Linked DNA regions of Mus musculus: all the other regions are linked to region 5. A link is a loop called in an ENCODE intact Hi-C map of the cell type or tissue named here. Cell type or tissue: left cerebral cortex. All regions are shown on one strand. Links, peaks and the distances in the headings refer to the core of each region. The heading gives the core; the rest is flanking DNA.

What was found. Hi-C counts contacts between places; a loop is a spot of excess contacts. Peaks named below come from ENCODE experiments on the same cell type or tissue, not always from the same donor. Only the 100,000 strongest peaks of a DNase experiment are listed, where the experiment ranks them.
Region 1: a loop joins it to region 5, with 2.0 times the contacts of the local background. A loop is called at or near these places in 2 of 42 quality-filtered maps.
Region 2: a loop joins it to region 5, with 6 times the contacts of the local background. A loop is called at or near these places in 3 of 42 quality-filtered maps.
Region 3: it touches region 5 in a loop (2.8-fold over the local background); 3 of 42 quality-filtered maps call a loop at or near these places.
Region 4: a loop joins it to region 5, with 1.9 times the contacts of the local background. A loop is called at or near these places in 2 of 42 quality-filtered maps.

Annotation. Positions count from the first base shown.
Region 1 is chr12:59,709,959-59,716,358 of GRCm38, forward strand. No RefSeq gene overlaps it. Among named protein-coding and RNA genes, the nearest start is that of Gm22673, 40 kb to the left of the region's middle. In left cerebral cortex, for the core only: no CTCF peak of the experiment used is centred there; a DNase peak (open chromatin) is centred at 3,445.
Region 2 is chr12:61,513,328-61,519,727 of GRCm38, forward strand. Gm20063 (predicted gene, 20063) reads right to left here. Exons shown (of 3, transcript NR_045049.1): 2 at 2,474-2,524. Among named protein-coding and RNA genes, the nearest start is that of Gm20063, 5.3 kb to the right of the region's middle. In left cerebral cortex, for the core only: no CTCF peak of the experiment used is centred there; a DNase peak (open chromatin) is centred at 2,651.
Region 3 is chr12:61,523,338-61,529,737 of GRCm38, forward strand. It overlaps Lrfn5 (leucine rich repeat and fibronectin type III domain containing 5), which reads left to right. Exons shown (of 6, transcript NM_001310586.1): 1 at 1-1,493. Among named protein-coding and RNA genes, the nearest start is that of Lrfn5, 3.4 kb to the left of the region's middle. In left cerebral cortex, for the core only: CTCF peaks have their summits at 1,497 and 3,094; DNase peaks (open chromatin) are centred at 1,152, 1,859, 3,095 and 5,111; H3K4me3 peaks cover 3,579 bases; H3K27ac peaks cover 3,019 bases.
Region 4 is chr12:59,720,082-59,726,481 of GRCm38, forward strand. No RefSeq gene overlaps it. Among named protein-coding and RNA genes, the nearest start is that of Gm22673, 50 kb to the left of the region's middle. In left cerebral cortex, for the core only: no CTCF peak of the experiment used is centred there; DNase peaks (open chromatin) are centred at 2,924 and 5,087; H3K27ac peaks cover 459 bases.
Region 5 is chr12:59,519,198-59,525,597 of GRCm38, forward strand. No RefSeq gene overlaps it. Among named protein-coding and RNA genes, the nearest start is that of Gm51997, 33 kb to the left of the region's middle. In left cerebral cortex, for the core only: no CTCF peak of the experiment used is centred there; DNase peaks (open chromatin) are centred at 2,927 and 3,620; H3K27ac peaks cover 983 bases.

The DNA of each region.
Region 1 (6,400 bases), core at 900-5,899, 190 kb after region 5:
ATAAAACAACTGACAATATAGACACAATTAAGATGGGGAAGAAGGAGGAGGCCTGTGAGGCGGTGGACGGTGAAAAGTAGCCTAGTCCTCAGTTGAGCTAAGTCTAGAAGGCCAGGAGACCTTGAAGGAATGGTAGGTGCTCCCAGGCACCAGACCCCTGTCACTAGCCACAGCTCCCATAGATTTGTGGCTATAAGTCGTGTAAGAATAATGCCCCAAGTCCCCAACATGTAGAAAAGGACATGGCCTGTGGTCACTTATGCTCAAGACAGAGATCACCATTCTAGTGCGGTACCTAGAAGCCTGGAGGGCCTAGCCAATAAACTTTCTTTCCCAGACATTCCTCCCTTCAAATGGTATTTAATCTCAGGCCCACCTTGAGGTGTGGGGGGCGGGAGGTATGGTTTTACACATCCACTTTATTGGAACCACAGACTGTCTCTTTTCATTGCGACTTGTAGGGAGCCCTAGAGAAGGTCTTTGCCTTTAGAGCTGCTGTCTAATCTCCTATAGAAAACCTCTCCTCACTCCCAGCCATGACTGCCACCAATCCCAAGCTTCTGTGGAGGAAAGTATAGCTCCACTCTTTCTCCCCTCCTAACCCCACCCGCAAACCCCCATCCCGGTCTAGATCCAGCCTGAGGGCCCAGATTCTGTTCTCAAGTTTTCTGAGACTTCCAGAGGTGCTTGGGTGTCCAAAAGCCTGAGAACCCCATGGCCCAGTTCTCTGTGGGCCAGGGGACCCCTGAGCTAGCTCTGGCTGTCCCACACCTCAGTCTACACTTTCCCACACCTCAGTCTACACTTTCCCACACCTTGAGCTTCCCTATGGCCCAACAGCAGCATGGGGTAAGCTCACTCAACTTCCCGAGGAGTCCACCTCTCCACGCAACTGAGCCCTGTGGCAGAGAGGAGCTACCCAATAACCCTACAGAGGCCCTTAGTTTGCAGGAGCTAAGAAAAATCTGGTGTGAGGAAGGTTTTATTTGCTGGAAAGTTTTCTTGAACACTTAGAAGAATTTTTTTCCTATAAAAGCCATGCTAAACACAATTGATCTGAGTCTTGAACGCAAAAGCCTGTTTTAGTTGCTAAGATTTGGAACCATAGAAATGACATGGGGCCAGCTTAAATGACAGACTTTAAATAATGAAGGTGTGACCTCCAGGTGGAGGGTTTGGTTTTGATTGCTGCTTCTGGCTTCCCTATTACCTGAGGCCAGGCCCTAATCTTCCTGAATCTCTTGAAATAAGTGGATGACATCGTCTTGAAATTAACTTTTAGTTCTGATATGCTTTTGTATCCTCAGTCCTATTAACCATTTCCCTGCCCCTTTAAAATCAGGGAGACAGGAAAGAGCTTTTTGGAAGCAGGCTTTTTTTTTTTAATCAAGTCTGGCATTAGGACAGCCTCTCTCTTTTCTCCCCTTCCTTCCCCTTGTTCATCACAATAGGGTAGGTTCTCACTTGGGGGCTTTTAGTATTGCTGTGGTATTCACTTTCTCCACATTCTGGAAGTAGCAACACACCATGATTATGTTCTTTCCTTTAATAAAGAGAAGGGCAGTAGTTTATTTCAGAAAAGCTCTATGATTTAATGGACATGAACTCACTGATGCTCACCGGGTCTGACAGGGGAGTGGGAAAGGATGCATTTCACAAGTCTGTCTTCTAGACAGGGATGCACTTTACAAGTATGCCTTCTTCACATAGCAGCTAGTGGAGTGGGATGCAGCTACTGCAATCAGGAAAGAAGATGCCCAGTCTTTATCCCACTCTGATGAAGGGCAGTGGGATGACAAGCATCGGGGCCTCCCACATCTCGCTTTCGTTACCTGTTTATGGTCCAGTTGTTCTCATCCTCCGGAGTTGGAGCTATTCCAGGACACAGACCAGCAGTGAAGCCAGCAGTGCTGTTTCTCCAAGTACAATGGTACTCTTCGGTGTGACATAGGTTCCAGATTTGCCAAGGCAGTCTTTTCAGATCCTTGATATTTCCCAGAGGGAGATGTCTGAGACCCCGTGAAAACCTAAGTTTTAGAGTGTGGGCATAATTTACTCAAGTAATTGACGTTCTCTAGAATTCCATTGCTGTAAATCTGGGTCTGTGTGAATCACAGTTTCAGATTTGATTAAGTAAAGCCCTCTCTCTTCCTTCATGTCTGTTATGTCTGTTTTGTTTTTTTTCTCAAAGTTACAAAATTTTATCACATTATGAGAGAAACAGGGGAAATGTCAGATAGAGAAATGCACTGTGTGGATGAGCCTTGCAATTCCATCAAGAATGTTATTGCTGGGGGTCCTCTCAGTGCCACTATGCAGATTCTTTGTTGTATGTGAGTTCCTATATCTGTTTCTCAGCCCAAGGAGCCACATCAAACCCATTCTTTAGGTGAACTGACAGAAATATAGAGGAATTAAGAAAAAAAATTCAACAGCCCACTAGATGCAGGAGTCTCCTACTTGGATTCTCTTCATTTAGAACTGTACTTTTAATAGTTTTTTGAATAAAAATTAATTTTTTTTTAAATTTCACTTTAAAAAATTTGATGGGAGGAAAGTAATAGAAATTTTAATAAAGATCAAGGTTTGATAACTTCTAAATCTTTGATGAGACTTAGTAAGTAGGAAAAAGTTTAATTGTAGCGGTACCACCACTCACTAGCACTTTATGGTAGGTTTTTTTTTTTTTTTTTAATTTTGGGAATTTACTTTTGGTGTATTGTGAGTGCTGTGTGTGTGCATGCATGTGTGCAGATTGATTGTGTGGTGCACAAGCAACAGTGTGCATGTGGAAGCCAGTAGTCAAGGTCAGATGGCTTCCTTAGTAACATTCTACTTTTTTGAGACACTTTGAATGAACCTGGAACTTGCTGATTGGCTAGTCTGGCTGGTCAAAAAGCCCAGGGACTTCCCCCTACCATTATCCTCTCAATTCTGGGATTATAGATATTGCATCATATATATCTTTTAGGTGGGTGTTTGGGGTCTGAATTCAGGCCATCCTGTGTTTGTAACAAGTGCTTAAGCAATGGAGCTGTTGCTCCGGCCTAGGCTAGAAACTATTTTATGTTTAACTGATTGTTTTTCTTCTGCATACTTATAAAACATTGACATGTAAATTTCTGTCATTTGCTTGAGGCAAGAATTTGAAATCCTACCTTCTTTCCTTATCTATGGAGGAGTCAGAGACCGGATGGTTCCTTGCTATTTTAGGTAATGGGCTTTTAACTCTTCCTTTTAGTGAGAACTCTGACTGGGCTTCAGGGGAACCACTTTTGTCCAACTTTAAGCCCCAGTACTTTAAGGACGAAGCTTGGCATTTGCTTATTTTCTCCGGTTGCAATGACTGGTTTAAAGTTGGCCACTATAGCACCTCCTAAGGATTCCTCATGGCTTCCCTGGGTATTCATGCTCACTCTTGTGTGTCATCCTTGATTCCAGGGTGCTCGGGAGCTGGAAGAGAGGGAACACAACTCCTCTGGTAGTGTTACTTTTAGTCATCCTTTGTGAGAATCCTGCATAGCAGTTACATAATAGCATAGCTCATGTTGAAAGAGAACAAGATCAAAATATTACATGAATAGATGCCAAAAATGTTGAACTCAAAGGAAATTAGTGATTTCTAGGAGCTTAAAAGAGGAGTTGGGGAACTGCAAGGAGTTTTAAATTGGGTACCAAGACACAGCTAGAGACAGTGGATGGCATCTACCATCCCATTCCACAGTAGTACAATTACAGCTAAAAAAACCCAACAACAACAAAAACAAAACAAAACCAAACAAAAAACCCCTATGGTATATGTGTGTATATGTATATGTGTATATGTATATGATGTATGTGTATATGTATATATACAATCGGTATATATATGTATACACACATATATATTTGCACATATATTTACAATGCATATATTTTGTATGTCTGTGCATAAAGTTAAGTGTGCATGTATATGCATATTTGTACATGTCTGGGCACATGCATGTGTATTTGGGTGAAGGTATATGTGGGGACCCAAAGATGATATTTGCTGACATTCACAATCATTTTTGATTTTATTAATTGAGGCAGGGTACCTCACAGAACCCCAAATTTACTAATACCCAGCTAGTCTAGGTAGCCAGATGCCCTAGGAATGCTGTCTCTGCATTCCAAAGGCTGAAATTACAGGTGGATACATGCCTGCCTGGCTTTTACATGGTTCTGAGAATCTGAACCCTGGTTCTTATCTTTGCAAAGCAGCCAACTTTTCAGCAGAATCATCTCCCAGCCTCCTTTTTGAATACTTTATGAACAACCAAAATTGTTTTAAGATTCCAAACAGAACACAAAGAAATAGGGATACAGATATGCTAATTATTCTGATTTGATAATTACACACCAAACATAAATACTTCATAAGTATAGTGATCACCAAAAATATAAACAATTGTTTACCTATGAAAAAGAAAACATAATTTAAAAAAGCTAACAAGATGAACTGTGTCTCTGGCTGCATATGTATCAGAAGATGGCCTAGTCAGCCATCATTGAGAAGAATGGCCCCTTGGTCTTACAAACTTTATATGCCTCAGTATGGAGGAACACCAGGGCCAAGAAGTGGGAGTGGGTGGGAGGGGAGTGGAGGGAGAGTCTGGGGGACTTTTGGGATAGTATTTGAAGTGTAAATGAAGAAAATAACTAATTAAAAATTAATTTAAAAAATAAATAAATAAAGGGAAAAAAACATTGCACAGGTCAGGAAAGCATGCCTCTTAGGAACTAATGTATTTCTCAGCAAATCTATAGGCTTATCTTCGAGGATATCTGAAAGAAATGCCAGTTAAAAGTAAAGATGAACTCAGGGAAGCCAAGAACATGGCAGTCACACCCACTGTTTGTACAAGTAAAATTTATAGTTTCTGTGTTTAATTTACCGGCCCGGGTTCATTCTCATTGTTAGCAATGTTTTCTGGTGGTATAGTTGACCCTGACAGAAAGCTGGCAAATCCTGACTCTGGCCTTGACACTGATCTGATAGCTATGGGAACAGAGCTCAGTTGATCAAAAGTAAGAGATATAGTTTTGTTAACCCCTTGTTCACAGACACTGAATTATAAAATGAGAAATTATCACCAGAAATGCAGCATCTTTCTTTGCTTCTTGACTGTGAATATTATCACAGGCACATGAGAAGAAAGGCTGTCTGAGAATGGGCCTAAATCATGGAAGTTGAGGTTGGTAAGGTAGGAGAAACTGAGCTGTGACAATTTTGATAAGACAGGAACAAAGTGATTTCTCACTCAATAGATTTTCAGGGATTGGAATTGAAGTTTCACTTTCGGATTAAGCCATAATGTGTTGGACAAACAGCCTGAGTTCTCATGAGGTGGTGTAAACCTGGAAGCCCATAAATGGTGGAGTGAGTGAGCCAGCATGGCTAACCATTTCTCTTCCTTTCTTTATGGTTGGAAAAATGATGTTTAGGCTTTTAAAAAATAAATACAAATGCCATTTCTTCTTTTTTTTTTCTTAAACAATTTTTATTAGATATTTTCTTCATTTACATTTCAAATGCTACCTTGAAATTCCTCCCCTGCCCTGCTCCCCAACCCACCCACTCCCACTTCCTGGCCCTGGCTTTCTCCTGTACTGGGGCATATAATCTTTGCAAGACCAGGGGCTTTTCCTCCCAATGATGGATGACTAGGCCATCTTCTGCTACATATGCAGATAGAGACACGAGCTCAGGGGGTACTGGTTAGTTCATATTGTTGTTCCTCCTACAGGGTTACAGAACCCTTCTTTAGCTCCTCCACTGGGGTCCCTGTGTTCCATCCAATAGATGACTGTGAACATCCACTTCTGAATTTGCCAGGTACTGGCATAGCCTCACAAGAGACAGCTATATCAGGGTCATGTCAGCAAAATCTTGCTGGCATTAGAATGGGGAACAAAATACCCATGGAAGGAGTTACGGAGGCAAAGTTTGGAGCTGAGATAGAAGGAAGGACCATCCAGAGATTGCCCCACCCGGGGATCCATACAAAAGACATTTCTAATGAGTGCATTATTAAATGACAAATATGACTCCATTCAACTTTGGGAGTAAAACCATAAATGTAATTGAAAAATAATATCACAAACAACAATAACAACAACAAAAGCAAAAACCCCTGAGTGGTGGCCTGAGAATTTTCAAATACTTTGTGCACAGGCAGAAAGGCCTTTAATTTTTAGAGAGCAGTAGCAAGGGGCTGGTCAATGCTTCAGTAGGTAAATGACTGTGGAAGTTGGATGACCTGGGTTCATATCACAAGAACACACAAGCAAGATGAGGGGCAGAGACAAGAGCATTTCTGCAAGCCAGAGGGTCAGCTTGAATGGAGCAGTCAGTGAGGAGTAAGAGAGGCCTTGTTTC
Region 2 (6,400 bases), core at 716-5,715, 2.0 Mb after region 5:
GTCTGGATTACCTCACTCAGGATGATATATTTTTTTAATCATCCCATCCATTAACCTGTGGATTTTATTATTTCATTCTTTTTAATGGCCTAGTAATATTCATTTTGTTTAAGTGCACTAGATTTTCTTTATCTGTTCATATGTTGAGGGGCATCTAGGTTGTTTACAGTTTCTAGCTGTTATGACTAAAACAGTAGTAAACACAGTTGAGCAAGAGTTTCTATAATAAGATATAACATATTGGTTTGTATGCACAAGAGTGGTATAGCTAGAACTTGTGGTCGATTGATTTTCACCTTCCTGAGGAACTGCCACACTGATTTCCATAGTGGTTGTACAGATTTTCAGTTCCACCAGCAATGGATGAAGTATTCCTCTTACTAGAGAATTAGCTATCATGTGTTTTATTGATCTTAGCCATTCTGATGGATGGAGAAGAAATCACAAAGTAGTTTTGATTTATACTTTGTTAATGACTAAAGATGTTAAGTGTTTCTTTAATTGTTTTTTCAGCCATTTTTAGTGTAATTCTGAAACCTAGTACAAATCAGAATTTCAAATCACTTATACTATTTATCTTATTTTACACCAGGATATAATTATTGTATTTGTGAATGACACCTATTGGGATGATTATTTAAATATATGAAATATGTCATAATAAAATAAGAACAGTTAATATTGTCATCTCCTTTGCTCAACAGTTAGAAGCCAGTACTGATCGATAATTGCTCCTGATTCAGGTCTCAGCTCTTAAGTCAGGTGACTCACAGCAGCTTTTAAAACCAACTCCAGGCAAAGCAGTATCTCTGACTTCCAGAGTTACTGAACTAATGTGCAAACACATACACACACACAAACACTCACACAAACACACACACACACACACACACACACACACACACAAACACATGAAGAGGGGAGTTGGTTGGAAAGAAGGAACTTAAAATAATAAAAATATTTACTTTTAAAAATATTTATAATTTCTTTGGGTTAGAGTCTTCAGATTTCATTCCTTTTTTAAAAGCAGAATATATAATACATCATTGTACCCTGTAGCAACAATCCTGTGCTTTACAACATTAAAGCTTACTCTTCACACCTGACTTCATTATGCTAGCCCTATTTAGGTTCCTTACATAATGCCCTTTCCTAGCATCTAGTAAGTACTATTGGACTTTAACACCACAAATATCTCAGCTTTCCCATCAGACAGAACATATTCATCCCTCTGTGCTGCTTTATGCCACTTACTGTTAGCTCTTTGATCACTGATGTGTTCACAGTCAGTCATTGGAATGGCTTCATTTACAGAACTAATCAACCCTTCCCCCTTTTCTGTCCCTGCCACACAAATCCACAGTTAGTACAACATGACAGAAGAGAATTCCGGTCCAATATTATGGAATGTTTGATGAGAACAACAACAACAAAATTCCTATGAGGAAACTTTAGTGCCCTGGAGTGGATTCAGCTTCTTGGCTGGCTGAGGTTGACTACGCTCAGTGATCTCATACAGCAATGCAACGTCAGCCTGGGTTGAATTATTTCTATCCTCTATATTAGATTTCATTTCTATCCTCTACATCAGATTTCTGTCTATGCAAATTCAAATACTTCGGAATGCGAATGAATGGGATACTTGTGTGTAAGGAGTATGTGCACATATATGCATGTATGAGTGTGTGTGTGTGTATGTGTGTGTGTGTGTGTGTGTGTGTGTGTGTGTGTGTGTGTGTGTGTGTGCACGTGCATAGGGAAGCCAGGGGACAGCTTAGGTGTTCTTTCTAATGAGCTGTTAATTCATAATTGTTTCATCAGTCAGGATTTCTCACTAGGACCTGGAGTTTTTAAGTGTTTGGGGTGGGGGTAGTGTAGGTCTCAAATCATGATGCTTCCTTGGAAGCACTTCATTGACTGCGTCATTTTAGTGTTCCTGAAATAGAATTCCTTCTTAAAGTAGTTATTACAGGCAAGGATGTATACTTAGAGTAATTTTTTGAAGGCATGCATGTGTTATAAGCATACCTAATATGTATTAATTATACACTTGTCTGAACTACATGGAGTATTAAAGAACTAGAGCTACTACTATATAAGAAAAAAATGTCCTCAAGAGTTTACTTTGACAATAGCATCAGGATTGATGGAGTGGTATAAATATTACGCAAACAATAGAGAGGAAGATAATTTTCACAACTCTGAATAACCTTCCAAACATCAAGATCATGTTTTATTCTACACGGATTCTAAAACATAATATATATATGTTAATTTTTCCTTTTTTAGGCTGCAAATATCATGGAACATGTCAGAATACAAATATGCACATGGAAACAAAGGGGCTACATATTGAATTAATGATAAATGTCAATTTTCTGATTATAATTTTAGGTAAACAGTGATACAGTACAACCAAATGTCATATTTGATAGAAAAATTACTTATACATTTGGAGTCAAGCTTAACACACCAGGTTCCAAGGCTGATTCATCATCAGTGCACACTGAAGGTCCCCACACTGCTAGAAACAACAAAGAGAACAAATTGTCAATGGATTTTAATCAGGATTGCTAAGTGGAAATGGTGTCTCATCAGCCTGCTTTGTGGCTCTGGTAGCCATTCTGTTTCACCTGTTAAGTACTTCTTGGTTTAAGAATAGGATAAAACATCCTCTGAAATATGATCTACCATACCGAGCAATCTGTTTCATCCATGCTTCGTGTATCTAGCATATGTTCAGTTCAGTATTAAAATAGCAGAGGAAAACTTGTGGTTTCTTAAAAAAAATCACAAAATAAACTGTTAAATTATAGTTTTCCATTCCTTAACACATTACAGTATCAAAGGAATAAGTAAAATAAATATTGTTGGAAACGAGAAAACACAAAAATCAGGAAAGTTTTCTGTTCACATTGTTTCTAATAAGAACTTATTGTTTACTTAAATCTCATTGACACAGCATTGTGACAGGGTCATAGCTGAGACCACAGCACATTCCAGCAGCTCACAGATAGACTCAGTTTCTTTTCCAAAACTGAACAGATTTTGATCAGGACTGTGTCCACCCTCTTGAGCTGTGTTCAGTACTGTAACCTTTCAGTTGGAGCATTTACTTCTTACAGCACAGTATATCAAACACACACTGCAGTAAAGTAAAACAAAACAAAACACTAATCCCTCTGAGAGATTATTTTATCCCTGAAAGTCAAAACATGCACAATAAAAAAGTGACTACGAGTCTATCTATACATTAAAAAAGAAAAAAACAAAAACCAATAACAACTAAATAAGACAGAAAGATTTGTTTCTTTCTAATATGCTTTAATGAAACTTATTTATTACATGACTGGAAAGAGATTGTTTCTGATAGCTAGTTTACAAAGCAGTCATTAATAGGTCTCAGCAAGCCTTAAGTATAGCATTTTTCTAAAATTAATGAATGAATGAATTAATTAATTTGTAAATGTGTACAGACATCTACCTTCACATGCATGTGGTTCCTGAGGACACCAGAGGCGACTAAAAGAAGGTTTTAATCCCTGCTAGAGCTGACTCTGGATAGATATGAGCATTTTTTCACAGTTCTGGGAACCAAACCCTAGACCTAGGTAAGTGCTCTTAACTGCCTAGTCATCTCTCAGCTCAGTATTTGAATTTCAGTCTGAAGCACAAAACCCTTAAGTTTTCAAGAAAATTAGACAAATGATATCCCATGCTATGTTTTGTATTGTTGGGGAACACACTGTTCAGGTATTCTAATGTTGCTTCTAGGGAAGTAAGAGTGAGTATCGTAAAAGCAACCCTGAAGTTTGAGTTGGAAGTCATACAGGACTTGCAGACATTTCACAAGAAATCAGGAGAGACACATCTGGAGTTTATAATTCTTAGTTGAGAAATAAAAATCAATATTATAATGAATTAATTTGGCTATTGGTTAAGCACTCCGTGAGAAACAAAGGCTGAAAACTATGGTCAATTCCCCTCTTCCAGTCGTAGTGAAGAACATTAGTCAAAAGCGAGGTGATTCATGCACTTCCTGGTCTATTAGCAGAGAATTTAACATCATTGTATAAAGAAACAATTCAATGCCCATCAAAACATATTGCTTTTTTATTCTTGATCCAAAAAAGATCAGAGCAATGGAACCAAAGAAACTTTAAAGCATGGTAACCAAACTAAATGAGAAAAAAAAAAGGAAGGTTATTTAGAAAAAAATAAATTAGTAGAGAACATACAGTCTTTCCTACCAAATTCAATGATTAGAAAGAAAAACAATTACTGAAGAATTGGGGGGAAATTCCCAGATCATGCTGTAAAAGTTGATGTCAAAAAATTGTTCTGGTAGCTGGGAAGATGACTCAGTGCTTAAAAGGGCTTGCTGGACACACATGAGGACCTAGCCCAAAGCCAAATGCCAGCTCTTGGGTTGGAGAACAGGAAGGCAGGTGAATACATAGGGCTTGCTGGCCTATCCAGCCTCATGTAAAGAGTTACTTCAATGTTCATTGAGAGAATATGTCTTAAAATATGGTGGAGAGCAATTTGGGGAGACATTTGATTTGTACCTTAGATCTACATAGGCCTATGGGTTTTGCAAGAGACTATATGTTTTCATACTCATAAAACTTACCAGACATTATTTACCTTAATGTAAATGCATTCTAATCAAATACATTGACATAAATTTTTTAAGTTAATTCTCTTGGGGCTGCTATTTTAGAAAATCCAACTCTATGTTCTCAAACGAGTGAGTGTCATCTTACCTGTGATCACTTACTTGTGGTCACCTGCCAGAGATTGAGTGCAGAGTATTGCTATGAATTTACAGGAAAAAAAAAAAAACACAACTACATCTGTAAAACAAAGGTTTTGCTACATACTTCACCATAGGGCTTTTAATAGAATGATATCAAAGCCTTTCAAATGCCTTAGGACTTCTATCCAATGGGATTCATTGTATCCAGTTATATGCATACATCAAGACATAATAAAAATCCAGAGTTGTTTTTAGAATAGCTATTTCCTAACTAGCTTGACTTTAGATTGACTTTAGAGTATAGCTTAGAGATTGCATGTAAATTGTCATAAGATTACATATATGTGAACATACATATAATAAAGTGCTTAATGGATAAAAACTGGGGCTTAATAATCTTTCCAAAACATTGCAAAATATAAAAGAGTCTAAACATACTGTACTTAATACTCAGTTCAACCAGCAAAGCATAAGTAGTCTGGATTTCTGTGTACTTTTACCTAGAATCTTTACTTTTAGAAAACAAGTTCCCTTTCTAGTCCCAAAATATATAAATTGTGACAGCTCAGTCGTACTTTAGTAAAGAGTGGCATAACAATCATAATTACTTTTATCTAGTTTGACAAAGTAGCTTTGATGATAGAAAGAAATCAAAATCCTATCATTTCTTTCTTAAAATGATGGATATTCTTCAATGGAATGATACACTGTAACTATAGTAACTAAGGAGTTGTTTGCCAGACTATCAACAAAAACAAGAATAAAAAGGATGGATAGTAGTAATAGTGCTTAAGGGTTATTGTTTTGTTCAGAGATATTTAATGCTGGCTGAGATAATTCCCTTTGTGTAAACTCTCAAGAAATCCCTACCTAGTGATCAGTATTATTATTTTTAATGCACTGGTATTTCCAAATTCGAGATTCAACTTTAACGTTTTGGGAGTACAGTACCAAAAGCAGAAACCATGAAACAGCATTCCACTCAATGATTATTTGAATCTTCAATGATAGTTCCCTTCCCATTAGGAAATGAAGAAACTTAATAGCAGATTCTAGAAAGTCAATGTGTCCTTACAAGTCAAATCAAAGCTCAAGAAATAACTAACTAAGGGGGGAGGGGTATGTTTGTCACTGAGGTATACTAAAAATGAGTGTCATTTCTTAGACCTTTAGCCCAAATTATGTTTAAAACTTCTTAATAAATATATCAGAGATAAACCAGATGTTCAACACTGCTAAAAAAAATTAGTTGCTTGGGGTAAGACTTAGAAGCCACAATATTCTTCACTCATGAGCTTCATGTTCAGAAATGTCAGAAATATGCTTTGAAGCAAATGTAAAATTGCAGAACTATGAAGGTCACAGCTATATTAGCTATTAATTTAATCTTTAGTGCGTGGAATTTGTTTGTTTTGCCTCAAATTATTCTTTAAATGTCCAAGGAAGAACTTTATCTCTCCTTGATTTTTCAATATCATTTCAAAGTTTTAAGGTCACAGAGCCAATAATTAATAAAATAACTAAAAGCTACTAACTCAACCATGACTCAAACATTCAGGTGTTTCCGATTAAAATGTGCTTCTTAGAAAGTACAGGGAAGAAAAGAATGAACTAATATGGTGACATACTACATGCATCAAT
Region 3 (6,400 bases), core at 680-5,679, 2.0 Mb after region 5:
CAGGGAGGTGGTGAGCCCGTGCAGAGCAGCCGGAGCTGTGTGTGTGTGTGTGTGTGTGTGTGTGTGTGTGTGTGTGTGTGTGTGTGTGTGTGTGTGTGTTCGCCTGCGAGCTTTTCTTCTTCCCTTGAAGATGTGAGATGTGAATGGCTTCTTAGCTAGCTGGTCCTTAGGATTCTGGACTTTGTGGAGCTGTGGGCACAACGCACCCATGTAATTCATGTTGTGTGGTCGGTTATCTTAGGGGAAAAAAAAAAGGCGCAACTCGACGGGGGTGGGGCAGATCCAGGAAACATTCTGGAAAGGAGAAATAGAAAGAGAGAGGCGTAGAAATGTGAATATTGAAAGACCTGAGAAGACTTTTGGAATCTCCCGGCTGGCCCTTCAGTTTTCCCGGCACTAATCTGGAGGTTTTCCACCTTTTCAAGTCATCTTGGTGTTCCTCTAGTGTTTTGTAAGCCTCTTTTCAGCTAGCTGCGTGTGTGTATGCGTGTGTTTGTGCGCCTGTGTATGTGCGCGCGCCTATCAGATGCATTTGACAGTCTTTTTTCCAACTGCCCAGAAGCAAACGTGTTAACTCAGAGATGCCCCTCCGTGCCCAGGTTCTCGCAGAGCATGGAGGACACCCAGACCGGTTTTCCAGGCTGGATTCTGGGAGGCTGATGGGCTGTGAACCCAGGTGTAAGGATCACTTAATCCAGAGGCTTGGAAAGTGGCTGTATTAACGAGCTTCCAGGTACATCGCAAGGTCAAGAGAGGGACTTGCAGCTGTATTAATTCCCTGCATCTTGACTTTCCTGTTTTGGTCCGAAGAATATGAATGTGTCTGTCCACAACATTTGAAGCCCAAACTTCAGCACTCCGAGCTGGTTTACTGTACAAACAAGGTAATGAGGATTGCTTTTCAAACTGCTTAACGAATCCCCGACGCTTCCACAGCCCTTCCAGGACTCCCTTTCTGCCCAGCGAAATGTCACCAGCTTTTGAATTCCAAGGATTTGGCTGCAGGAGAACTTGAAGGAAACGTGATCAAAGGGCTATGTGAGAACGCGACTGCTCTTTTTGCCGGTAGGCTGGTGGGCTTCCGGACCGGATCTTGAGAAGGACCAGAACTGTTTCTCCCTCCCGGTGCGGTTCTGGGAGTGCTTGTGCAAGTGTGAGTGCGCGCGCGCCCGGCTGAGAATGTGTGAGTGTGTGTGAGCGTGTCTCTGTGTGTGCGCGGCCGCCCTGCTTCTGCCCGCTCCCCGGGCGCGGAGCCACCGGTTTGGGCGATTTGCGCTGATTCCCCACCCAGCGCGACCTGCGAGCAGCGAAGGCAGGGGCAGGAGCCACCTCTCTGACTCCCTAGGATGCGGGTGCTGAGCTATGGCAAAGGGCAGCGAAGTGATGAGCTAGACCCCAGTACGACTGTGAAAGCCACCTGGAGCCACCTTGCCTGGATCTTACCTGCCGGCAGAAAGTCTTCCTATGACCGTCTTTCCCCCTAGAGGCACCAGGTAACAATGAAGGACTACTTGCCTCACCCACTTTCCTTAAGGTCTTGTTTCTAGCATCTTATCTGCATTGCAGGCTACTTTACTTATTAATGTTTTGAAAATCATTAGAAAGGGCTGGGTATCCAAGAGCGCTTGCTCAGTGACGGGGTATGCAGTTTCTGGTATATAAAATGTAAGTCTATATCTGGACACTTATTGTGGTAGCGAAATCTATCTGTCTGTCTATCTATCTATCTATCTATCTATCTATCTATCTATCTATCCATCCATGAATACATCAAGCCTGAGGATAGTTTTTGAAAAGGGCCAGGCTTGTTGAACCTGTCTGAAGGTGCCAGAGATGAACGGTTCATGTTTCCTTCAGGCTATGGTTGCTGCGGACCATTTGGTAGCCAACCCTCCAGATACTGAAGTGAGATCCGGTGTTTGTTTCCCCGCCCCCCACATCTATCAAAGATCTTTTATTTTTTCTCCCCAAAACCCCTTAACCTCTGTACCAAGGTTCTCTTGATGTGCAGGATCTTCCCAGATCCTTTCAGTAGTTGTGAATTAAGAATCTCGAGACTTTGATGTGAAATGGAGTTTTCTTGGGACTTGCTTAGGATGAAAAGGAATTCATTGTCGAGTGTGCGTGTGTGTGTGTGTGTGTGTGTGTGTGTGTGTGTGTGTGTGTGTGTGTGTGTTGAGACTAGGTGTTTAACTGCCAGGCTTTGATTTGAGGTGGCATAATATATACATGAAAAGAGGTCGTTTTTATATGTCTAGGAGAAGGAGGCCAAAAACCAATAGCCACCACCCAGCCCAGCCCTAGCCCCAGCCCCAGCTCCAGCCCCAGCCCCAGCCCCAGCCCCAGCCCCAGTGACAACATCAGCCCTGGCCCCACCTGCTTTATCTCAGAGACGGGCAGAGGTTTGTGCCCCAGTGTTTGTTTTTGTTTGTACAATAGGTATTTTGAAAATTCCATCTAGTGCTTTGATTTAAAAGCAGGTTGGATTTAAGACTGCCTAATTAACATACTAGATCTGATATGTGAAAATGGAGATTCCCTTCACTTGAAGAGGCTGAACAAATTTAGTTAACTTCCGAAGCGCCTTATTCTTGTACCTTGTACATTCTACCTTCTTCCCCCACCATTGCTTGTTCCCTACAGAAAATTCCACTTCCTTCTTGAGGGCGCTTGAATTAACAACATAAAGGTACTTCCAAAGTAGTCTTGTCAATGTTTAATTCCAGAGTGAAGAAGGTCTGAAATTTTCAGCTGAGGAGTGCTGGTTTGTCTCCTGCCTCCCGAACTGCCTGCTAGTTTGGCCTGGTGGGTCAGTGGTTCCCTGCTCTAGGAGGCAGAGATAGGGACTGACCTATGAAGGTGGAACTGAGTGTGTCCGTGGTGTCTTCTGTTTGCAAAAGCTGCTTAGGGTGTGCAGGGAGACTGCCTGATTGTCTTCCATCCCCTCCGTTTCTGTAGCTATCCATCTGATGGCATTTGCAGATCACAAGCTAATGTGTAGCTGCTCTAGTTGTCCCTGCGCGCTGACGTCCGGACTCCTTCTCTGGAGTCTAGAATTGCTGCTGCTGCTGCTGCTGCAGGGTGGTGGTGCTACAAGGCCGTGAATGCAGCGGGCTTTGGGGGCTGGGCTGTACCACTGCAGCTGGCAGGTCTGCTTTGACACTACATGGGGCGGGGCTGGAGAGCTCAGCTAGCACCTAGCAGACAGTGGGGCTCCTTGTGGCCCCTGTGACTGCCTGAGTCTGAAGGAAGGGAGATTGGAGATGAGTAGGGCGGTGGTGTTTGAGCATCTATTATGACTAGAGCCCCTCTCCTTCATTCCCGATATATATGAATATTCAAGACCATGTGATGAAAGCTGGCTACAAAAATTGTTTGACATTCAAACATTGCATGGTTTATCAGGATTGAAACCTTGAAGCTAAGTGCATTTTTTCGACATACCTATTCTTTCTGTCTTCTCCTGCTCTTCCAGATGACACCAGGTCATTTGCAGTCCTGTTTTGCCTTCAGTTAAAACAAAAACAACAACAAAAACTGTAGCATATGTAATCAACTTATCTTTTACTTCCAACATGAAGTCTAGGAAAGCCACTTTTCATACAGATTTAGTGTATAACTTCAACTCAGAGGAAGGATATAGATGTTAACTCAACTCAGGCAGTAAGACAATGCATACTCTACTGTCTGAGGTCTAATGAGGAAAAAAATAAAATAGTATCATTGCCCAGATCCCAAAAGGTATAAAGGAAAAAATAAAAAAAAAAACTAAAAATAACAAGATTTGAAAGAATTAAGGAGAATTTCATATCAAATGTCTTTTCTTTTTAAGTAAATTTATTTGGAATCTTCTATCATTCAAAAAATCCTACAAACAATGCTGCCTTCTGTGATAAACATCAGAGAGATGCCTTTTTTTCTTGTCCTAAGTTTGTGTGGAATATTGACAACATAATAAGTTGCAAGCCAATCACATATGTGAGAATGACCAGACATAAAATTTCTGGTGAAGAATGTTAGTACTTGAATAATACATATTTTCCCATCTCTGTTTCACCTCTCTTTAGCCTTTACTCACTTAAGGTTTCATCTTTTGCAAGTCAGTTCCTATATTTGTTCACCCATTCTTCAGGGAAGGCAGACAAATCTGTAAACCAAGTTTTAAATGCTCAGAAGCTCAGACAAATATTGCGGTTTAAAAAGGCCATTCCTTTGTGGAGTTAGGTTAAATGTTATGAGGAAATAGAGCTCCTAAAGTAGAGTGAAGGAATAAAGGAAGGAAGGCAGGAATAAAGGAAGGAAGGAAGGAAGGAAGGAAGGAAGGAAGGAAGGAAGGGAGGGAGGGAGGGAGGGAGGGAAGGAGGGAGGGAGGGAGGGAGGAAGGGAGGGAGGGAGGGAGGGAAGGAAGGAAGGCAGGCTAATGCTGGCTAAGGTGTTTCTATCCAGCTTGTTAGACATTATCCCTAGGCATAGCTATTCTGTTCTTGTTCATTGATGGATTATGACACTGAGAGTGAGTTTCCCAGCCAGGAACTCGTACTTTACAATCATTTTTTCGTCATTTCTAATAGAAAACAAAACAAAACAAACAAACAACTGGGAATTATGGGCCACACAGGACAGGGGCGAGCAGAGTCAGCTTGAAAGGAGTTGACATGTGATTTCATCTTCTAGATCAATCCTTTCAGTGACTTCCCTTTTCTCTTTTAAAAAGAATGACCTTGAACAAGACCTATATTCTGTGTTTTGCAAACCTCTCTTAAAAATCGTTATGTATACAGAAGCATTCTCATACATTTCAGCTTTGATATGAGGCTCCTGTACAGACAGGTTTGTTTAAGGAAAAAAGTTCATCTATTTTTGTCTTTCACTGATTTCAGCCAAAAGTAATTTCTTTCCTCTTTCTCCAGAGAAATAAAAGAGATGAGGGTGTCTGATAGAGAATGCCCCACTCTTCTTCTTTTTGTGCTATTATTTTGTTCTCTCCTGCCATTCAGTAGATTTTTGGTGTTGAAGTGTTATCTTCTTGTGTCACTAGTATTTAAGCACAGTCCCATGTTACTCCCACCTCCATCTTTCCTGAAGGGACATCATTTCCTTTTTTCCTTTTAAGCCAGTGCACTGCTGCTTGAAGCACTTTTGGCTTGGTGGTTTTGCTGAGTTTTCTAGCTAGTGAAATTAGGACCATGTTTTCTGCTGACTCTCTTGCTGTGCTGTTATGTGGTAAGGATGAGAAACTTGCAGCTATTTAACAGGGCTCCTGTCCATCAGTGAAACTATTCCACAACAACTACTCAGGTCTTTTTTCAATTGCATTGAAAACATTTTTTTTTTTTTTTTTTTGGCTAACACTGAAGTAAGAGGAAGAAGAAAACTCACTTGAAATTTTCTAAAGAATAAACTAGCTAGTCTGTTTTCTTATTCTAGTGATTTTATTTACTCAGAGATGAAACATACTGGGATTTTTTCAGGTTTTCTTTTCTTTTCCTTTATTTTTTTATACAATGAAAATAGTTCTAAGCTTTATGGTTCATGAAAGAGTGATGTTTAAAATGTAGGCCTTATGCACATGAGTGTGGCTCTCTAAGATATACCACCAACGTATGTTAAGCCATTCCAGTGATCCATGTACACAGTGAAGTTTTGAGAATGGGTCCACCTACTCAGTCTCCATAGCTTATACCCTCATTTGTATGCTTTCCTTTAGTCTTAGAACCTGAGGAAGTATACTTTAAAGATCCTGTGGTGTAGGGATGGTGCTGTTTATAACTATAGAAATTGTTTTAGCTAGGGGTAAACCATATAATAGTACTCCATCATCATAAATCAAACAGTATTATGATGCCCTCAATAAATAGAGAAGAATTTTATTCAGAAATAGTTGATGCTAAATTTAAAGCAATTATTATTTATTTTTTTAAATTCATGGTGCTCTGGCAGACACTGCTCTGACAAAAAGCATTTCACCGTGTTATATGATAATTTAACGGTAATTATGAATGATAGGTAACAAGTGATGGGAAATTACAATGTAATTACATGATTATATAAAGGACTATCAGTACACCAAAGCCAAGTAAAGTGGGTGGACAGGTTTTAATATTTAAGCTACATAAAGTATTTTTAATATTTATCTAAAACTGACTTTGATAGTTCATATTTCTTTTTTTAAACAGATTTATTTATTTATTTTATGTATTTACACTGTAGCTATCTTCAGGCACACCAGAAGAGGGCATTGGATCTTAATACAGATAGTTGTGGGCCATCATGTGGTTGCTGGGAACTGAACTCAGGACCTCTGGAAGAGCAGTCAGTGCTCTTAACCACTGAGCCATCTCTGCAGCCTGATAGTTCATATTTCTTCACCTACAGGGTTAGGTGGGAAATTATCTCCTTA
Region 4 (6,400 bases), core at 736-5,735, 200 kb after region 5:
TAACAAGAACATGTGGTCCAATATGCTCGTAGCACCCTTATTTCTAATCAGAAGCTGGAAGCAACTCAGATGTCCCTAAATGAAAGAATGGATAAACAACGACTTCATAAATTTTGCAAGCAAATGGATAGAACTAGAAAATATCATCCTGAGTGAAGTAACCCAGACCCAAAAGAACATACATGGTATGTACTCACTGATATATGGATATTAGTCCCAAAGCTCAGAATACCCATGATACAATTCACAAACCATATTAAGCTTAATAAGAAGGAAGACCAGTGTGGATGCTTCAATCCCACTTAGAAGGGGGAACAGAATAATTATGGGAGGCAGAGGAATAGAGGGAACTGGGTTGGAGAAGTGGGGAAGGAAAATGAGGGGGATAGCAAGATCAGATATGGGAAGAGACAGGAGAGAAATCCACAGGGCCAGGGGAATGAATAGAAATATGTAGCAGTGGGGTGTGGGGGCAGGGTAGGGGATCACTAGAAAGTTTCAGACACCAGGGACACAGGAGGTTCTCAGGACCTAATGGGGATGACATTATCTGAAATACCCAACAGTGGGGAGAAAGAACCCAAAGAGACCAGATCCAGTAGATAGACATAGCCTTCAGTAGAGGGATGGGGCCATGCACCCACCTCAAAATCTTTAACCCAGAATTGTTCCTGTCTAAATGAAATACAGGGACAAAAAAAAAAAAATGGAGCAGAGACTGAAAGAAAGGCTGTCTGGAGATTTTTCCACCTTGGGATCCATCCCATCTACAGACACCAAACATGGACACTAATGGCTAATGTCAAGAAGTGTTTGCAGACAGGGGCCTGGCATAGCTGTCCTCTGAGACACTCTGCCAGCTTCTGTCTAAGACAGATGCAGATATTCACAGCCAACCATTGCACTGAGACTGGGGACCCCAATGGAAGAGTTGGGGGAGGCTGAAGGAGCTGAAAGGAGACTGCTGACCCATAAGAACAACAACAGTATCAACTAACTGAATCCCTAAGAGCTACCAGAGAGTAAGCCAGAACTCAAAAAACATACAAGGCTGGTTTGTGGCCCAGGGCACATGTGTAGCAGAGGACTGCCTTGCCTGTTCTCAGTGTGAAACTATGCTTTTAATCTCCTGGAGACTTGATGCCCCAGGGAAGAAGAATGCTGGTAGGGGTGAGGTGAAGGTGGGTGGGCAGATGGGGGAGTACCCTCTCAGAGGTGGAGGGGAAGGAGATGGAGTGAAGAAACTTTTGAAGTGTAAATAAATAAAACAATTAATTAAAAAAATCACTACTAGATCACTATAAAGAGGAATAAAGAGTATTCTGTGGGGAGTAGCCTATAACTAGCATGTGAGCTTTTATATAGTACAGGTGTTTGTGCTAGGGGATGGGAGGGCATATGTAGCACCAGAAACCTGGCTAACTACTCAGTGCTAGTAAAGACATGGTTACTGGAGGAGAAGCTACAACTACAAATTTACTAAACCAGAATAAACCCCTAGCAACAATCTATAAACTTTTATTCTTATATCTACAGGTAAGTGTTGTCTTCATTCCTCATCAAGGAAACTCCTCTTCTGCAAGGTCACACTTTTTTTTTCTTTTTTAATCTGAATGTAGAATAGAATTTCTGCTATTCAGCAACCCATATTTTTTAGAGCAACAATAAGGAGTTTCACATTTTTACTAAATGAGTTCCAGGCTAATCAGATTCTAGGGAAATGCTGTATTAACTTTGACTTGGTAATCAAGATTCAGCCACGGAATTGAGTAGATGCAAAACAGTTTGCTTTATTTGTTTTACTCTCCTATTCTCAGGCCAGTGTTGTCTGAAGCTACATTAACTGATCTTATACTATTACAGCAGTTTGAATAGACCTGGTGTGCAGATAGAACACAGTATAGCAACAAGCTTTTAAAATTACTTTCAAGGATACATGGACTTTATTAATTTTGTTTTTATCGATTAATTAATTAATTAATTTTGAAAGACAAGGTCTCATGTAGCCCAAGCTAGCCTTGAACTTGGATGGCCTCCAATGTCTGACCTTCTTGCCTCATATTGCAGGCATGTTCCGCCATGACAGTTTTATGCATGTCTGATGCTCAAGGACTGAACTCAGGGATTAGTGCGTACTAGACCAGAGTCTACCAGCTGAGCCATATCCCCAGGCCCTCTACATTGTTAATGGTCGATAATCCATTATAATTATGTACTTATGATTATTCATTTTCTAGTTAGATAAATGATATTTCAAATGCTGATTATAGGACTTTCCCTTCCTGTTATTTTAAAGATAGTTTCATAGTACTAAGCAGCTGAGTTTGGAATTTCATAGTTTGTATGTACCTCAGCACATTTTTTTTAGGCATGGATAATTAATAACATTAACAGTTTCCTAATACTTATATTTTAGAGCAGGGTGAGATTCATTAATTAGCAAAATATCTTCAAGCATGGAACATAAAAAAATCCCGTCAAGCCATGAGAGAGTCAAGTACTAGCTACCAGATCAACCTTTGGTCTAGAGTATGATGTTGAAATGCCCCTTGGACGTCCTCAAATGTGGAAACCATAGTTGGCAAACATATTGGAACAACAGGAGTTCTTTTCAGTAGAAAAGATAGCCATTCATCCAGAGCACTGAGAATTGGCCAGAAGTTAGAATGCATACTCTTCCCAGGACTTGGCTCAGTTGGTTAAAGAGTTGCAGATGGGCACTGTTGCATTAATGCTAACTTAACACAAATGTTAATCTCAGATGATCGCTGGGAGGACTCATTTAGGCTTACATAGTCAGTTTAAAAGCACCCTGACTAAGAACTAGTCACACTCATAAGGGCTCCTACTCTTTTAAAACGGTGTATGGTGTTAATTTTCTTCACTCTTTCCATAATTCACACAGTATATGAATAATTCATTGAAGCCAGTGTTTGCCTTAGTCACTGTTCTATTGCTGTGAAGAGACACCATGACTAAGGCAACTTAGAAAAGAAAGTATTTTGTTGGAGGCTCATTTGCAGTTTCAGAGTGAGTCCATGATCACCATGGACGGGAGCATGTCAGTAGGCAGGCAACACGTTGGAGCAGTAGCTAAAAGCTGACATTTATCCATAAATATGGCCACAGAGAAAGAAAGATTCAGCCTGGCATGAGCTTTTGAAACCTCAAAGCCCACTCCCAGTGACACAATTCCTCTGAGATCATACGACCAAGTCTTTCCGAAAACAGTTCTACTAAAGGGGACCAAGATTCAAATATATGAGACTCTGGGAGCCATTCTCATGGCAATCACCCTATATTAGGACTTCAGGTGGCCAGGGCTCTATGTTATCAAGGAGTTTACACAAGTAAACTCCTGACTGGGGAACTTCTGCCATGTAGACATAGGCAGAGATGCAGTGGGATGCCCAGTTCTGACCAAAAGTAGAAGAGAGGTTTCCTAGTGCCAGGTGGAGCTGCGGGTGGAGAGGGCCGGAAGTTAGATGAAATCACCCCGGGAAACGAAAAGTTTGGAATGCTGTTTGGTTTTCTTCTGCTATATGGCAGAAGCAACATGGACATGCAAGCCTTTATTTGGCTTGTATTTCCAGCTCACAATCCATCATTGAGAGAAGTCAGGGCAGAACTTAACCAGGAACTCCAGGTAGAACCCGTGGGGGAACTCTGCTTCAGGGCCTACTCTTGAGCTCACTCTCTGGCTCATGTTTCGTTGGTCCCTTTATACAGACCAGGACCAGCTGTCTGATGAATGTGCTACTCCTCTGGGCTTTTCCATATCAATTAATAATCAAGAGAATCCCTCACAGACCCACAGACAATCTGATCCGGGCAATTCCTCCATCGAAGCTTCTCGGCTGACGCTTCTCTCACTGTAGCAAGCTGACGATTTTAACTTGGGGGATTCTTTCTTCCATCATAATTTAAGTTATCAGATTTTCCTAGCGAAAAGATCCGTGCTACCTACTTTGCTATTTCTAATGCCTAGTGCAACTCTCTCAAATAGAGCTCAATGTAGCCAAATGTATCTCTCCTGAATTCTTAGGTTATACTTCCATCTAATAGGAAAGCACATGACGAATCTGTTTTGGAGATAGATGTGGGTTTGACTCACATTGTGTTTGCTTCAGGATAAGTATTGTGTAGTACCAGAAATAACAGTAGAAGCACATGGAAGAAAAGAGAAGAGAAGAGAAGAGAAGAGAAGAGAAGAGAAGAGAAGAGAAGAGAAGAGAAGAGAAGAGAAGAGAAGGAAGAGAAGAAAGAGAAGAAAAGAAAAGAATTCTGAATTACAATAGCATTCTGTCTTGATTTGGAGATCGATAAATATAGAAATGTATTTTCTAGTTCAAAAGCAAGACTGGTGCGTTTCTACATTTAGTTGAAAAGTATTTTAAAGAGAATTAATCATCAGATTTCTTATTCTCTAATACCTCTGAAGCACTTAATCTTTGATGAACAAAATGCCTTTTGATTTGTTCACTGAATATTAATCCTTCTTAAAATGTACAATTGACTTTTTTGTTAAGAGTCATCTAACAGAAGTCCCTAATGAGTCACAACTTTGATAGGCTTTAAATATGCCAAGCATACAGCATTTCATACAATGAAATGCTATTTCAGAAATAGCTTCATGAACCTTAAATTAGATAACTTTAACAAACCTTTATGTGGAACCTGATCTATGTCTAATTTGTCTGATAGTGTCTACTGAAAAAAGTTTTTGTCATTTTGACAGGTTGTTTAGGGATTTTGTCAGTGCAAAGTATGATAATACAATACTAAGAACATTTCCCTGGAAACAATTTCTTTTTGTACAAAGGACTGTGATTTAATACTAAAAAGTCAGAGAAAGAAACTGTGACACATTTTAGTTTTATCTCACTCAGTAATAAGTTGTATACAAAGGGTATTTGGCATAAGAAAAACATGTTCATGGTAAACATTTCCATCAGTCTGAGATGGTTAAACTAATTGTCTAATACTAAATCAAAAACATGGTGCTGTGGATGGAGCTCTGTTAAAGAACTTGCTTAGCATAGAGAAAAACTCTGGCTTCATTCCCAGCCCAACAAAATAAAAGCAAAACAAATTCCTACAAAACAGGCCAACTGACAAATCTCTCAAAGGCAAAATGTCTTACTGCCAGAAAGGTCATGTGTCTCTAAGTGGCTTAGGTGGCCTTGGGCTGATGTGTAGCTTCCGCAGGACTACCCAGCTGCTTGGCATCCTCATACCACCTTCCATGCCCTCTCTGCCTGGACTTCTGCTACCTTTATACTACACTGTGTTGAATGAAAGACCATAAAGCCACAGGACTCAGAGAACACTACAATCCTGGCCCCCAATCTAGAGCTTTGCGTTTGTTTCTGTAGTAGAAGAAAGGCCACAAACCAGATCTTAGAGACCCTGATTTTAAAATAATCATATTTATCCCTGATTTCAGGGACAAATTCCTGAGTGTTTCATCATGTTTGACTTGAAGCTAACATGTAAGAAGGCTGCAGTGAGAGAGTGGGTCCAACCCAGATTTACAGGGAATTTCTAGATTATTGTTTTGGCTCATAGCAATCATGATTTTGGGGGGAATTTTTTTTTAAAAAGAAATTTCTGTTTTGCAATGGTCTCTTACTATCCTAAAGCTGAAATCCAAATATAATACAAGCAACTGACACATTATTTCAAATATGTATGGACATTGCCTCAATTTCTGTTGTGTTTTTAGTGTTGGTAGGGAATGGGAAAGCTCCGATTTATCTATCAAACAGCAAGGGCTGAAGAATGGAGAAGATGAAGGAGGGAAGGGAAGGAAGAAATGTTTGCCTTTCTTATATCACTTTGATCCTTTAGCCAGTTCTGTAACCACAGCGGAGTACTTGTGCTGAGCCCAGCCTCCATCGTTTTCAAACACTGGCTGGCTACTATCAATGTTTTGGTGTCCTTGGTACATTTTACTGTGTGTAGATGTCTTACTTGTCAAGATGGTTGGTGAAACTCAACTCACATCTGGATGGTGGATATTAGAAATACCCAGGATCCAAATGAATGAAAATAATGCCATTCCTTTAGCATGGCTTTGAATGTCTCCCTGAAGATCTTGAAAATGGAGGTGAAATTTGTTTTGAGTTTCTGACCCAGAGTCTAACCCTTTTACATGAGAACATCAGCATATTCTCTGTATCCTGCCAAGGAATGCAGCCACAGGGTTTTACAGGTGTTAAAATTTACAGAAATCAATAGGTGCACCTTGGGAGAAATTTTGTTTTCTTCAGGACTTTCAAAAAGTTGTTTACCATTTAGGATGTGATGTGCCAACAGGAAGCTCCTTCAGGAATTCAACTTGCTAATGCTCATGTCAATCTAGGATTGTTGCAGTGATGGCCTGGATAATGTATGCAGA
Region 5 (6,400 bases), core at 674-5,673:
TCTATGGATGCTTTAGGTCTAAGGTATGCCCTATCAGCCTAACCAGCTCCTAGACAGGCCTCTCACATGCCTACTCTGAGAAATAATTGAGACAGCCACTCAGGTGATTTCTTTCTTCTCTGTGTGTTTATACAGCTAGGGTTTCTCCATAAAGTTCACTGAGACATTTATATTTTTCTATTTTAATTTTAAAGTTGATTTTATAAAATGTGTGGAAAGTTTGGAAAGAGAACTGGTAGATGGTCTGACTAATAATACTAGGGAAGGACCATTGTGAAAAAAAAAGGATTCAATATCTCAAATGCTAGAGGCTTCGCTTGAAAATGGTTCTCGTGGTTGGTCTTGCAATCAGTTTATATGCGAACCATGGCACAGTTGAGAATCTACATGGACTGTGAGCAGCGGAATCTCAATTTTTAGTTTGATACTTCTGTCGCATGCAGACAAGAGCTGGTAGGTGCAGCTCTTTAACTCGAAATAATGAGAGAACTTTCTCTTTTCTGAATTAGTTAGGAAGTTGGCACTAAAACAGCCCCAAGGCATGGACTGTGAATCCAAGTGAATCCACACCAAGCTGCCTTTCATTTAAGTCTGTTTAATAAATCATCTTCCTAACTGCAGCTGGGGGTCTAAAAGTTCATGCCTCTGGCACACCGAGAAAGAGAATGGGATCAGGAGCACGAGCTTTTAGAAATGTAATATTATTTTCAACTTGTGTTTTCTCACACAGAGGGAAAAAACACATTTATAAAATATCTCTACCTGAATAAAACAACTCCTCCTTGGAGGTTAAAAATAATATTTGGAAAGTCAGAAGTTGTTTGGCTTTGTTCAGATTTCAGTGGATAACAGGGAGAAAGGATGAACTGAGAGTCTATGAGGGTAGGGTTAGATGTCAATGGAATGATATTTATATATGCATATATACATATATACAATGTATATGTATACACACACATATATATACACATATATAATACACACACATATATATACACACACATATATACACACATATATATACACACACATAATATATATACTGGATATAATCATGAAACTAGAAAAGTACCATGGTGTGTTTTGGGAGAAGCAGGTAATGAAATCTATGTCATGAAAACACAGGAGAACATTGTGGTGAGGAAGCATGGGAAGTGGGAGAAGGCTGATCATGAGAATAAGCATGTATGAAACCGCATAATGAAACCAATGACTTAAAAATGATTGTAACTAATGAATATTTAAGAGACAACACAGCGCAAGTGCAATACAATACCAAGTACAGTGCATCATGGATGGATAAAGGTAAAAATAAGACTCATTGTGATGCTAGTAAAAGTTTTCAAGGATCAGTAACATTTGATTTGCAACCTGTGTGTTAAGTAGGAGGAATGGCCAAGTTGAAGGCAGAGAGTGGTAGGAGTAGGAGGAAGAGTGGGAAATTTGTAAAAATGTTGCATGTGGTTTAAGGCATCATAATTGGACCTTACAACATTGCATTAAAGTTTTTGATTGATAAAAGACAAAAGAAGCAGAGGGAGGGGAGTGGCAAGGGCTGGGAGCTCAAATCACTTCAGAAGCAGACTAGGGGTGGGGAGAGGTGAGATGGACACCGGGAGCAAGGCCAAGGGAAGCCGGGTCATGAAAGCCAGGCCAGGGACTTAAGACTGTGCACTTAGGGTCTAACTAATATGGCAACTGAACAAATGAAAAGGGAGCACCCGGTGATAGGAGCCTGCAGAAGGTTTTCCAACCATATTGCTGCAGAATGAATGACAGTTTTTCTGTGGTTTGCAATTCTTGTTCTGGTTGTACTGTGGAAAACAGATGAAGATTCAAGACTAGAGGGAGGTTCAGGGTAACAGTAGGTTCAGTCTAAATTGGTGATGTACAGTGCCCTTGAGATGAGGTAGACATTAGCTTTAGGTATGTTAAACTTCGGGTACCTGTAGGCTAATCAAAATAAATTCTCAAGGAGACAGTCAAATGTGTAAGTCAGAAGCTTGCAAACAAGGTCTGAGTGAAATATGCATATTTCCACGTTATCAGCCTAAGGGTAGAAACAAAAATGATGGAGATTGATCCAGTTGCCTAGAGTATATACTGACAGTTCTTACAACATGATCTTTAGAGACAGATGGTACTTTTTAAACAAATAAACAGGAGGCAGAATCCAGGGAGACAGAGTGGGCTGATGAGATAAGAAGTCTATCAAGACTGTGAATGTGACATATGTCCTACATTTAAGTATAATGATGGGGGAGGGGCAGAGATTGTGCAAGGAAATGTAGGAAAGGCATTCTTTGTAATATGTATTTATCAATTTCTCTTGTCAGTCTCTGTCTCTCCTGCGTGTGCACGTGTGTATGTGTGTGTGTGTGTGTGTGTGAATGTACATGCAGGTACCCATGGAGGCCAGATGAGGATGTGGGATTCTCTAGAGTGGAGTTAGAGGCATTTGTGAGCCATATGATGTGGTTATTGGGCACTAAACTCTTAACGTCTGTAAGAGAAGCATTCACTCTTAACTTCTAAATCATCTCTCCAGCCCTGAAAAATATTATTTTATAAAGAGAATGCCCCGTCTTGCAGCCAGCAACTTTGGGTGATAAGAGCAACAACAACACTGGTAAAAAGGAGACTAGGGTACAAGTGAGCACACTGGAGGGAGAGGTCAGGAGAACAAGGAGATGGTTCCAGGCAGGTAAGCAACCAGCAGGAAGGCACATGTGCTCCTGGTGTATATGTTCATTTTAATGTGTGAAACCGAAGTATTTCCAACTGCAGATGGGAACAAGAGCTTGAAGATGGAGTAGGAGGCATAGAGGAATGGAGGTGGGATTAGGAAAAAAAAGACCTCTTGGGGAAAGAGGCGTAGGGTACCAAGAGCAGTTGTATTATAGAAGGGACTGAATTTAGGCAAGACAAATGTGGTCTGGATGAAGATGTTGTAGGCTGTTGGTAAGAGGAGGTGTGGGAGGCTTGACAAATGTGAGAGATGGCCACTGTGGAAAACAAGAAAGATGAGGGAGGAGGAGGAGGGAAGAAAACAGCATCAGGCACCCCAGTCCACATTGAATGCCAGGAAACCATGGTGCCAACGCTCTTCTTTCTTCCACAAGTGCCCAAGATCTGAGCCTAAGTGAGGAGAGAGCAGGCATGGTGGACATTTCCTGGCTGAGTGTGAGTGGAATGCAATGGAGAAGTAGCTGAGAACCCTGGAGAGGGGACTGTGTAAAGGACCAGGCTGGAGAGGGGACTGTGCAAAGGACCAGGCTGCAGAGGGGGCTGTGCTAAGGACCAGGCTAGAGAGGCGGGGGTGTGCAATGCATCAGGCACTTGTTAACAAGTCTTTGTTCTCATCAAAAACTGTCTTAAACTCATAAAAAAATCTGCTGTCTGCTCACATATTTTGAACTTGAGATAAAAACGTTAACATATAAAATATTTTCAGCATATCTCACTGCTTATCTTATATAATATACATAAGCTAAATGCAGTTTTATCCAAGTCTTGGGGTATAGATTTAGCTCAATTTATAAATCTGGTCCTTCAGATAATCAGGCCTCATTGTGAAACTGCTCACCCAAATCATGGCTACTTTCCACCAGAAAATATCTGATTTCATCCTAAAATTCATACATCTGATTAACACCTCTGTTCTAAGACAGATTAGTAGGTGGATAGGTGACTGAGTGACTGGTGTTAGTTGGTAAATAGGTGGCTCACCCAAGATGCAGATGAGTAGACAGTTGGTACCATGGTTGAAACAAGTTCCTCTCAAATATATCTTCCTCAAGTTGATTTGGTCTCACTTCTAAGAATTTCCTTCCGGAAAGTGATATTCTAGATGTGCCCCTCTCCTTGACATCCGGGAATAATTTCCCAAATTATAGCATGGGGGGGGGGTATGCCTGCGTGTGTGTGTGTGTGTGTGTGTGTGTGTGTGTGTTTGTGTGTGTAATGCGGGTGGGCACTTGAACAGTGAAAGGAAAGACTCTTAGATCCCAGATTCTACAGTTTGAGCAGCTTCAAGAATGAGTCTGAGATCTGGAAACGTTAACTCTGTGTTTCCTTAAGCCTTTGGGCACATTGGAAAGGCTTTGTGCTTATACTTCAGCTTGAAAACTGCTGCAACATTGGACTAAGTCTGGGTAAAGGCAAGAGAAAAGCAGAGGATTGCTGCTTTTGCACGCAAGTCTATATTTGAGGCCAAAGATAATGCTGCACTGAAGTAGTTTGTTGTTTTGTTTCTTTTCTTCTGTTTATTGAAGCAATGTTGAGAAGTAAAGGGCCTGAGTGTTACAAGGGAGAGAACTGGAAAGTGAGTTAGCTGCTTAAGGCAGAAGGTCCTACTGGGAATTAAACCCAGGATTTCCTGTTATGAGTCAGGCCCTTTAACTGATTTAGCCACAGGGACACCTGGTTATTGTTTCGTTTCAATTTTGATTTACTTCAAAACAAGAGTTTTCTGCACTATGTTTTACTGAAAGAGGAAATGTAAAGGTGCACTGGGGGCTTGTGTGTCAGTTGGGCACAGTGTAGAGAGCAGAGTTTGGGGCCAACACCCTTGAATTTGAGTCCTCCATGCTATGCCCCTTCCTCATCATGGCCACAGGCAAGCCAGGCATTTTTTTATCCTCCATTGTTCTCACTTGCAAACACTGGAAAAACAATGGCTGCTTTAGGTGAGCGTGTCCTTTTTCAAGGGACAAATACCTGCTTATTTTACTCAGGTTTGAAGGGACAGGGTGTACAAAATGCACTTGTTCTAACATAAAAGTAAACGAGTCTGTGGTGAGAGGAACATGTTAGAGGAGTGAGATGCCGGCTGTACTCTGCTGTAATACCAGCTCAGTACTTATCAGACCAAACCAGAAGGGATTATAAATAGTCAACATTGTTTTCCCTGAGAGTCATGAGGCTCTTTGGTTTTCTTCCCTCACCGCTTTCATCAAAATATATGGCAAAGCTTAATTTTAAGAAAGTTGGAAATAGCCGGGCGGTGGTGGCGCACGCCTTTAATCCCAGTACTCGGGAGGCAGAGGCAGGTGGATTTCTGAGTTCGAGGCCAGCCTGGTCTATAGAGTGAGTTCCAGGACAGCCAGGACTACACAGAGAAACCCTGTCTCGAAAAACCAATAAAAAAAAAAAAGAAAAAAAAAAAAAAAAGAAAGAAAGTTGGAAATGTGAATCTTGTTCAAATATGAATGAATATTTGTCAATGATTTAATCCAAGTCATTTAAGAGTATTTGAGAAACAAAGAGTATATGTGTATCACTGCATATCTCTTATCATTTATAGATCTGTCTACCATCTCATCTGTGAGTGGATTTCAAAATAATACACTAGATGAGCATGAAAGGGACTCGCTGTATCCTTCCACCTTTGTTTTTAATTTTTGGACATTTGTCTTAAGCGCTTGTACCACCCTGTTATTGCACCCAGTGTTGCAGAAATCAATTTTTCATGTCTTAAGAGCAGCTCTGAGGCATTCTAAAATGTACAGCTAACATGCGCATTGTAATATGTTCAATTAACACCCTTAAATTTAGAAAGATTTTGGGCAATGCCAATATTCTGAAAATCATATATAGGTCAAGATAAACAAGGAAACCGAGTAAAGACGGAGCTTATAATGTTTCTTTTGGGGTACTTGCACTAATCGCAGAAATCATATTCCTATAAACAGTTCCTACATTCAATACTATGAACTCAGAATGCATAATATGGTGGAGTAAATGAACTAGTACTGTCGATTTTGAAAGGCACTCATTCAAAAATGGCCATGCTCATTAGAAACCACCTTGTATCTGGGGCAGACATATTATAGCTCTCAATTTAAGGATAAAGACTATGAATTAGGATTATGAATTATGAATTTGGCAACAGGGCCAAGGCTGTAAATCAGTGCTGTTCCCTGCTCTGATCTATTGGGCCTGACAGGCAGAAGATGCTTGTGAACGCAGCCTCCAGCTTCCAGATGAGTTATGCCCCTAAGGATCATTTGTAGGTTCATTGTTTTGAGTTGGACAGATTTTCCCAGAGAAATTGTGAGAGGAATAAAGGTTATATCTTCAGCGTAGCCTGCCAAAACCCTTACCCCACAATGTGTCCATATCTTATCCATACTTACCATAGACTTGTCTCCTTTGTTTCTGCTAGAGAATTAGAGTGCAGAGCTGTCATTTGAAGTACTTGTCATACTGCATCCCCCTCCCCATTTGCCCTCAGAGCACTAGGGCGGAGGTGGAGTTTCCAACACCTTACACCTGTAGATGCTTTGGTGGTGGAGACTCCTATCATGGTGTTTGGAAGGAAGTCTTTAATGTAGAATTGCTGCAGAACCAGGCACAGGTTTCTCTCAGGATAGAGACTGGACTTTGGGGGATTGGGTAC